Linked DNA regions of Homo sapiens: regions 1 and 3 are each linked to region 2. A link is a contact called in ENCODE Hi-C or POLR2A ChIA-PET data. All regions are on one chromosome and are shown on one strand. The core of a region is the stretch at or near the end of the contact, and the rest is flanking DNA. Distances in the headings are between cores, read along the strand shown. Region 1 has its middle 11 kb from the start of NRIP2. Region 2 holds the start of TULP3 (TUB like protein 3). Region 3 overlaps TULP3 (TUB like protein 3).

Region 1 (2,879 bases), core at 30-2,529, 45 kb before region 2:
TCACACAGCTACACTCCAGCGTGGGTGAGAGTGAGACCCTGTCTCAAAAAAAATAAAATAAGGCTGGGCATGGTGGCTGATGCCCGTAATCGCAGCACTTTGGGAGGCTGAGGTGGGCGGATCACATGAGGTCAGGAGTTCGACACCAGCCTGTCCAATGTGACGAAACCCTGTCTCTACTAAAAATACAAAAATTAGCTGAGCATAGCGGTGTGCGCTTGTAATCCCAGCTACTTGGGAAGCTGAGACAGGAGAATCACCTGAACCAAGGAGGCAGAGGTTGCAGTGAGCCAATATCACACCACTGCACTCCAGCCTGGACAGCAGAGCAAGACCCTGTCTCAAAATAATAATTATAATAAATTAAATAATAGTAAACTGTATGCCTCAGCTTAGTATCTCCAAGGTGGAAATCATACAGGACCTACCTTCAGCACTCCTGTCCCTCCCTCTTTGTTTATCTTTTTTATTTCCCGCTTCCATTCCCCTGTATTTTTCCCTCCTCCTTGCCTAAGCTGTGGGCCTGCACTTGGCACCCTTGGACACGACCTCCCCTTCCTAGTGATACTCAGACTAAAGAAGTCACTGACTATTGTTTGGGAACCATGTCATGATACCTAGTGTCAACGTTCCATAAACACCCAGTAAACATAAGTGTGGTCTAAGGGAAGCCACACATCGAAATTCCTGTCTTGGAATTTGGACAATGGCAAGATGCAGCCACATTCTTTACAAGCGTGGAGGCGTTCGTGAGGCTCTGCCCTGGGACTGGCAGGGAATGAACTGGCTTGGGACTAACATAAGTGGAGCAGCTATGTGAAGAGCCACGGGAACCGCTACCTGTGATGGCAGGTGGGCAGCAGCCACTATTGACACTGTGTAATGAAAAGAGCAAATGTGTGCGGCTCGGTGGCAGCACAACTAAGGACAGGGCTCAGTGATGGAAAAGAGGCATGAAGACAAGGGGCTCCCAGCAAGTGAGGCAGCGATGAGTTGGAATGAAGGCTGGAGGGTCGCAGGGAAGCTGGAAAGTGAGTTGGGTGGGGACTGTCTGCAGAGGGGATCTTGGCTCGAGTTTGTCATCTCAAGGAGCAGCTATGGGGCTTTTTGAGGCATGGTAATTAGATGAGACAACCCTGGCAGGGCATGACTGGCAACGTGGGTGGCCCTGTATGGTCCCCCAGGGGTTCCCAGTCCCCACAGCTTCCCGACTCCCTGGCCCCAGCCATTCCTCAAGCTCCCAGCAGCTCAGGAACTTGCGTCAGCAGCTCAGGTCATGACACCAAGATCAGGCTTGGAAAGGGGGAGGTGGAGGGAGGGGAGTTTTTGGCCCGGAAATGGCTGGGAAGACTTCCTTTGCTGGGATTAACTGTTGTCCGTGAAGCTGGTGGCATTCAGCAGGGCACAGGGTGTTCTGGGGAGTGAAGTATGTGGGGGAAAGGGGTGTCCATACCTTCACCCCTGCCTCCCTCTCAGAGCTGCACTCCAGCTGTGGTGAAAGAGTGGATCTTTAGGCAGATACAGATACAGAGATTCCCCCCACCCCACCCCACCAAAGGCTTTCAGGACCTCTAGGTTCATTCGTGTGTGGGGATGGAGTAAGGAGGTTGCTCATGCTTGCCAGCCAAGTGTATGTAGGCTGAGCTGGGGTGATTTTCTTTTTCTTTTTTTTGTTGAGTTAGGGTCTCACTGTATTCCCCAGGCTGGTCTGAAACTCCTGGGCTCAAGCGATCCTCCTGCCTCAGCCTCCCAAGTAGCTGGGACTACAGGTGCACACCACTGCACCTGCCTGGCTGGGGGTTGCCTCGTTAGGGTCCCCAGGCCCGGAAGGTCGCGTGCTTGCTATTGCTGCCCCGCAGACCCCCATGGCCTGCTGGAGCTAGGGGGCGCCAGAAGCCTTACTTCTGTGTCTCTGGCCGATGAACAAGAGAGCCTGGATACTGCTGCAGAGCAGAGGCTGTTCCGGAGAGCAGGGCTGGAAGGTGGTGGGGCGGGGTGAAGTCCTGACTAGAGGCTGGGAGCTTCTGGGTGGGCAGGGTCTGCCAGGGCAGGAGCCTGTGTGAGTGCAGCTTCCTTTCTGCCCGCCCCTAGCTTAAGGCCAGAGAGTAGGCAGCTTGTTTTCAAGAATCCCAATGGCTTTCTTCCTCCCACTCCCTAAATCTTCTTGCCCACCCTCTAACCATGCCCAGGGCCTCTCGCTGTGAGGTGGCAAGTAGCCCGAGAAGCAGATGGTAGCCCAGGCCTTGCAGTCCCCGCTCCAGCACACCCCTCCCGTCCTCTCGCCAGGAGGCTGCCTGGCTTTGTGGTCCGGAGCAAGTCACTTCTCGACGGGCTTCACTTTGCCCATCTGAAGTCTGAGGTTGTTAGGCGTGTTTTCTAATGGCCTGCCCAGCTCTGACATTTTTGGATCCTATGTAAAGGGAACCCTCCTTTCCACCCTCATTCCCAGTCCAGAGTGAGGAGATTGGGTAAATTCCCAGAGCCCTGGCACTCCCGTGGAGCACTCAGGAAACGCTCCTTCACCCCTCAATTCTGCTCTCACACACCCCGTCACACATAGACTCACATACACCAAGCAGAGAGGAGCAAAGAGAAGGACCATGTAAGACAATCACGGACATGGCGTTAGAAGGAAACTGAGAAACGCTCTACAAGAGTTCGATGTATTACATTATTTTTAATTTAGATGAAATTCACATAACACAAAATTTACCATTTTAAAGTGTACGTACACTTCAGTGGCTTTTCATATATTCACAGTGTTGTGCAACCACTACCCCTATCTAGTTCAAAAATATTTTCAGTTCTCCCCTCCTCCAGCATCTGGGAAGCATCCATTCACCTTCCAGCTCTGTGGCTTTGCAGGTTCTAGACATTTC
Region 2 (2,849 bases), core at 207-2,706:
TAATGCAGAAGGACTTCCCCAGTCAACCGAATGTCTCGGCCTTTTACTCAGACAAGTAGCATCTCATTAAACCCATTCATTTAGCATTCATTCAGCTGGACCTACTGTGTCAGGTCCAGCCCCAACTAGATCAAGCAGGGATTACTGTATATTTTACAGATGGGAGTTTGATGCAGAGAATGAACCATGCACAGGTCACACAGTGAGTGCACGCTGACCCAGGCAGTGTAACGGTCCACTCTCAGCGTGTGCCTCCTAAAGTACTAACTTGTAGGTTCAAAACCAATGTGGAAACAACTTTGACCTTAGAACGCCATAAAGCCATTTGTGCAGTGACTTGTCAGGACTCAGGATGTTTTGTAGGGACTATAATGTGCATGTCGGTAGGGAGAAAGGGACTGACATTTGGGGACGGGATTTATTGGAGACAAGAGTACACATTTAGACAGGGGCTCTCACGGTGGGCTATGGATGTTTGAGGAAGGCCCACAGGAGGTAGAAAGGTAGATGGAAAGAGTCTCCAGGACGGGCCCACGCCTGTAATCCCAGCACTTTCGGAGGCTGAGGCGGGTGGATCATTTGAGGTCGGGAGTTAAGAGGCCAGTCTGGCCAACATGGTGAAACCCTATCTCTACTAAAAATACGAAAAATAGCCAGGCAGTAGTGGCCCCTGCCTGTAATCCCAGCTACTCCACAGGCTGAGGCAGGAGAATCGCTTGAGCCTGGGAGGCGGAGGTTGCGGTGAGCTGAGACCGGGCCACTGCACTGCAGTCTGGGCGAGAGAGAAACCCTGTCTCAAAAAATTAAAGTCTCTGGATTCCCTCGTGTGCTTTAGGGGAGTCTGTAGAGCAGGTCTAGGAATGACCTAAAAGCTTGGGCTGGAGTAGGGGAAGCTTAAGTTCTGTGCAGTTGAAGTTCAAGGCCAGCCTATGGAAGATGCGTTTCACTGGGAGTGACTGATGGAGTGGAGAGGGTACCAGAGGGGGTCCACGAAGGCCGCTGGTATCAGGGCAGGGGCCAGAATGGGAAGCGGCAGAGGTCTGTACATCCTCACAGGGCAGACCTCGGGAAGCGCTCTGGGTGGGCTCGGTAAAAATGGCGGGGGTGCGAGGAGCCGTTGCGTGCGTGGCGGTTGGTGCGGTATAGGAGACTCCTCTGACCGGACTCGCCTGCTGGCCGCGCGGCGGGCGAGGCCCAGGCAAAAACAAAGTCTTCCCGCTCAGTACCGGCCCCGCGAGGCGCTCCAGAGGACCAAGCCTTAGCTCGCGTCACCCCACCCCCGCGCAGGCGCGTTTAACTCCCGCTCGCCTCCCGCCCCTTAGCAACCCTCCCGCATCGTTGGGCCCCGGCAATAGCCAATGAGACAGGAGCCACGAGAACACGGACCAATCGGCGGCGGCGACAGTGTGGAACGCGGTTGCCAGGAGGCGGGACGCGGCGGCGTGCCAGCCTAGCCACTCTAGCGACGGCGGGGAAGAGTGTGTACGTGGTGGGGGCTTCCTCGGTGGCGGGCATGGAGGCTTCGCGCTGCCGGCTCAGTCCCAGCGGCGACAGGTCAGACAGGGCCGTGGCAGGTCTCCTCCTGAGCGAGGCGGAGGGGCGAAGCGAGAAGGCGGAGGTCCTCTCCGGGAGCCCTGCGGGGAGAGGGCGGGACTCGGGACTTGGCGACTCAGGGAGGGACTGGTTTCGGCGGCGGGAGGCGACCCCCTCGCCCTACTCCCGTGTGGGGACCCCTTTCTCAAGTGGAGCGGCGGCACTACATCCCGCGCCGTGGGCAGAGACCTTTGGTTCAGGTCCCTGCTTAGGAACTTCTGGAGTTTTCGTGACGGGCTCCCTCGGCCCCTCTGGGCCTCGGGTTTCCCTCGGGGGAGAGGCGCTGGCCCCGCTCAGCTCCCACTGCCCGGCGGTGTCACAGCCGAGAGGGGACCCAGCCCCTCCCGGGAGGCGGTGCGGGTGATGTTTAGTAGCTTGTTCTGACGCCGCTGCTTCGGACGGGTAAAGCTGAATTCTGGAGCAGAGTCCGAGGAGCGGAAACGCGAAACTTCTTTTTCCTCTCTGCTTTCCAGTGTTTGTCCCTGATTCGGGATGGTCTGACTGATTTGCCAGTGGGCCACACCCCTTGTTTGTGCGCCTCTTTCTCTGCCAGAGGGAGAGCCTCGGAAAAAAAAGGATCCAAAATCTCAGCGTGTCACTTTCTTGTTCGCTAGGTTAATGAGAAGTTAATGGGAAGCCGTTTGAAATCATTGGTTAGAAACTTTGGCGTCATCTGAGGATTTAAGCCCTACACGCCAACTGTATACCCCGCTTTTTATTCCATTACCAAGACAAAGATTTGGGGCCAGGCGCCTTGGAACACGTCTATTATCCCCAGCACTTTGGGAGGCCAAGGCAGGAGGATCGCTTGGTCTCAGGAGTTCGAGACCAGCCTGGACAAGATAGCGAGACCCCCATCTCTAGAAAAAAATAAAATAAAATAAAATCAATCAGTCAATCAATTAAAATTTGGCCGGACACGGTGGTGCGCGCCTGTAGTTCCAGCGACTCGAGAGACTGAGGAGGGAGGATTCCTTGAGCCCAGGAGTTCCAAACTCCTGTGTTGGGCCACTGAGCTCGCTAGCCTGGGCAACGCAGTGACATCCTGTCACCTTAAAAAAAAAATGATTTGACGTGTAAGTATTTAGTTTGATATTTCCACTAGTAGATATTTAAACAATTTTAAACCATTTTTAAAAATTGTCACAAAGTTGTTGGGGGTAAAGAACATGTATTTTCCTTTTTCGTCAAGTTCTATTGAGGTGATAGCTGCACTCTGAAATTTGTTCACTGTGCTTTTTTTTTTCCCAAGTCGA
Region 3 (3,179 bases), core at 324-2,823, 33 kb after region 2:
TGTTTCTTTTTGACTATTTTCAGTTCCCACCCTCTTCTTCTGACAGAGTTGTCACTCAACCCCTCTACTCCACCTCCATTTCATAGTTGGTGATGATTGATAGCCTTTCTTCTAGTTGGAGCTCTCATTTCCATAAATATTCCCATACATTTCAAAGGTCCCTTGTAGTCTTCTTTCCTTTTTAGAAAAATAATTTTTTTTTTTTTTTTGAGACAAAGTCTCACTCTGTCGCGCTGGCTGGAGTGCAGTGACGCGATCTCGGCTCACTGCAAGCTCCGCCTCCCGGGTTCACGCCATTCTCCTGCCTCAGCCTCCTGAGTAGCTGGGACTACAGGCGCCCGCCACCACGCCTGGCTAATTTTTTGTATTTTTTTAGTAGAGACGGGGTTTCACGGTGTTAGCCAGGATGGTATCAATCTCCTGACCTGGTGATCCGCCCGCCTCGGCCTCCCAAAGTGCTAGCTAGGATTATAGGCGTGAGCCACCACGCCCAGCCGAAAAATAATTTTATAATGAGAAGGGATTAAGCATCCCCTTTGCAGATGAGAAAACTGAAGCCCAATAATGAATATGTATTGGGTACCTACTTTGCATTAGGCAAACATTGCTAGGTCCTGGCATATATGAATCAGGAGATTCTACCACGGAATGGCATAATAAATGAACGTTTAAACAAATTTGTATATTCACTTATTTAGAAAGTATGTTTTGGCCAGGCTTAGTGGCTCACGCCTATAATTCCAGCACTTTGGGAGGCCAAGGTGGGTGGATCACCTGAAGGTCTAGAGTTTGAGACCAGCACATGGTGAAACCCTTCTCTACTAAAAATATAAAAAAAGTAGCCAAGCATGGTGGTGGGTGCCTATTAATCCCAGCTACTCTGGAGGCTGAGGCAGGAGAATTGCTTGAACTTGGGAGGCAGAGGTTGCAGTGAGCCAAGATTGCACCATTGCACTCCAGCCTGGGCAACAAGAGTGAAACTTCTCAAAAAAAAAAAAAAAGAAAAGAAAAAGAAAGTATGTTTTGAGTCCAGGCATGGTGGCTCATGCCTATAATCCTAACACTCTGGGAGGCTGAGGCGGGCAGATCACTTGAGTCCAAGGGTTCAAGACCAGCCTGGGCAACATGGAGAAACCTTGTCTCTACAAAAAATGCAAAAAAAAAAAAATTGTCTGGGTGCAGTGGCGCACACCTGTAGTCCCAGCTACTTGGGGGGCTGAGGCAGGAGGATGGCTTGAGCCTGGGAAGTGGAGGTTGCACTAAGCTTGCGATTGCACCACTGCACTCCAGCCTGGGTTACAGAGCAGGACCCCGTCTCAACAACAACAACAACAGAAGTAAAGTAAGAAAATATGTTTGAGTACATACCATATCTGAGGCAACATTCTAGGTACTTAGGATACATGAGTAAGCATGGTTCCTGCCCTCATGGAGCGCTTATTCTAATTGAAGCTTCATGCACTTAAATAGGCTAGAGCTAGAAAATCAAGGTGCTGAGAGAGCCTGACGCCTCACTCCACTTGGACACTTTCCCAGAGAAAGTGATATTTGAGCTAGTGCCTGACTCAGGAAGAGGTGCTGGCCAGTTCAGAATGGCAGCAGCTCAGGGCGTGTGGTCATAGGGTAGGAAGGGGGATGTAGAGAGATGAGCCAGGAGAGGGAAGTGGGCTCTAATTATATGGGACCTAATAGACCATGTCAGGAATTGGGACTTTATCTAAGGAGTAATAGAAGGCTGGACATGGTGGCTCACATGTGTAATCCCAGCACTTTAAGAGGCTGAGGTGGGAGTATTGCTTGAAGTTAGGTGTTCAGGACCAGCCAGGGCAACATAGCAAGACCCAGTCTCTAACAAAAAAAAATTTTTAATTAGCTGGGTGTGGTGGTACACACTGGTAGTCCCAGCTACTTGAGAGGTTGTGCTAGGAGGATTGCTCGAGCCCAGGTTATTGAGGATGCAGTGAGCTATGATCATGCCACAGCACTCCAGCCTGGGTGACAGAATGAAACCATGTCTTTAAAAATTAAAAAAAAAAAAAAATTGGGTTGGGTGGAGTGGCTCATGCCTATAACCCCAGCACTTTGGGAGGCTGAGGTGGGAGGATTGCTTGAGCCCCAGAGTTCGAGGCTGCAGTGAGCCAAGATTGTGCTGCTGCATTCCAGCCTGTGTGTAGAGTGAGACCCTGTCTCAAAAAATAAAAATTAAAAATAAAAATTAATTAAAAAAAAATAGGGCTGGGCGCTATGGCTTATGCCTGTAATCCCAGCACTTTGGGAGGCCGACACGGGCGGATCACAAGGTCAGGAGATCAAGACCATCCTGGCTAACACGGTGAAACCCTGTCTCTACTAAAAATTAGCCAGGTGTGGTGGCGGGCGCCTGTAGTCCCAGCTACTCGGGAGGTTGAGGCACGAGAATGGCGTGAACCCGGGAGGCGGAGCTTGCAGTGAGCCGAGATCACGCCACTACACTCCAGCCTGGGCGACGGAGCAAGACTCCGTCCGTCTCAAAAAAAAAAAGAGCAGTAAGAACCTGTGAGGAATTTTAAGCTGAACAATGATATGATCACAGTTGAGCTGTGGAAAAATTACTGTGTACCAGAAAGAAGGAATTGAAGGGGGAAGTCCAGAAACAGGAAAGCTATTTAGGAGATCGTTTGACTGATGATGGCCTGACCTCCAGTTCCAATATAGTGTGGTGTTTGCAAAAGCACAGGCAGGGGAGATGCAGAATTGCTCTGCTAGGGCAATGAGAAGAGACAAGAGAGGTACCAGGAGGAAGGGAGGGGGTGATTCCGCTGAACAAAGAAGGATGTGTGTCTGCCTACGTGCTAGGGGAGCAGGGAAGTAGCTGGAGCCTGACATTGTGAGTGTCCATCATGTGTCAGGCACTTGACATGTACTACCTCATCTGATTTAATAGTTGTAATAGTGCCTTGGGGGTTTGTAAAGACAGTTTTCCTGTCTTTAACATGAAGGTGACCATGGTACTTTCCTATTATTTTACTACCACTATTTTTACAACAAAAGAAAGTGAAAGATATGCGTTGGACAGATAGGATGAGTCGGAGCAAAAATAATTTTCTATTTAACCAAAGCTAAATTACTCACCCTGAGTCAACTAGCTGAAAAGTGGCAGATTTAGATTTTCTGATTCTTAGTCTGGTTCTTTATCCCTG

The links. Hi-C counts contacts between places; a loop is a spot of excess contacts on that map. ChIA-PET counts read pairs that join two places held with the same protein, here RNA polymerase II (POLR2A). Pooled maps may share reads with other maps.
Region 1: a loop to region 2 is called in a map of tibial artery, with 2.9 times the contacts of the local background. The contact joins the enhancer-like site here to the promoter of TULP3 in region 2. A Hi-C loop is called at or near these places in 3 of 168 maps with a recorded cell type or tissue (HepG2, ovary and tibial artery) and 5 of 50 pooled maps. POLR2A ChIA-PET finds 5 or more read pairs at or near these places in 16 of 52 experiments (A549, AG04449, AG04450 and 13 more).
Region 3: a map of gastrocnemius medialis shows a loop between it and region 2 (10-fold over the local background). The contact joins the enhancer-like site here to the promoter of TULP3 in region 2. A Hi-C loop is called at or near these places in 4 of 168 maps with a recorded cell type or tissue (A673, GM12878, gastrocnemius medialis and 1 more) and 2 of 50 pooled maps. POLR2A ChIA-PET finds 5 or more read pairs at or near these places in 14 of 52 experiments (B cell, H1, HEK293 and 10 more).

What each region holds. Positions count from the first base shown.
Region 1 is chr12:2,844,211-2,847,089 of GRCh38, forward strand. It overlaps a transcript of ITFG2 not described here. Among named protein-coding and RNA genes, the nearest start is that of NRIP2, 11 kb to the left of the region's middle. RefSeq lists enhancers at 617-1,604, 1,605-2,590. Within about 2 kb of position 1,280, at least 8 of the 41 ENCODE cell types and tissues checked have a DNase peak (open chromatin) inside an H3K27ac peak, as active enhancers do; they include tibial artery, where a contact is called at or near this core.
Region 2 is chr12:2,889,435-2,892,283 of GRCh38, forward strand. TULP3 (TUB like protein 3) reads left to right here and starts at 1,457. Exons shown (of 11, transcript NM_003324.5): 1 at 1,457-1,554. The coding sequence starts at 1,514. It overlaps RHNO1 (RAD9-HUS1-RAD1 interacting nuclear orphan 1), which reads left to right. Exons shown (of 3, transcript NM_001252499.3): 3 at 1-90. RefSeq lists an enhancer at 853-1,032 and a silencer at 1,303-1,352.
Region 3 is chr12:2,922,663-2,925,841 of GRCh38, forward strand. All of the region lies in intron 4 of TULP3 (TUB like protein 3), which reads left to right. Among named protein-coding and RNA genes, the nearest start is that of TULP3, 33 kb to the left of the region's middle. RefSeq lists an enhancer at 311-817. Within about 2 kb of position 1,574, at least 2 of the 41 ENCODE cell types and tissues checked have a DNase peak (open chromatin) inside an H3K27ac peak, as active enhancers do; they include gastrocnemius medialis, where a contact is called at or near this core.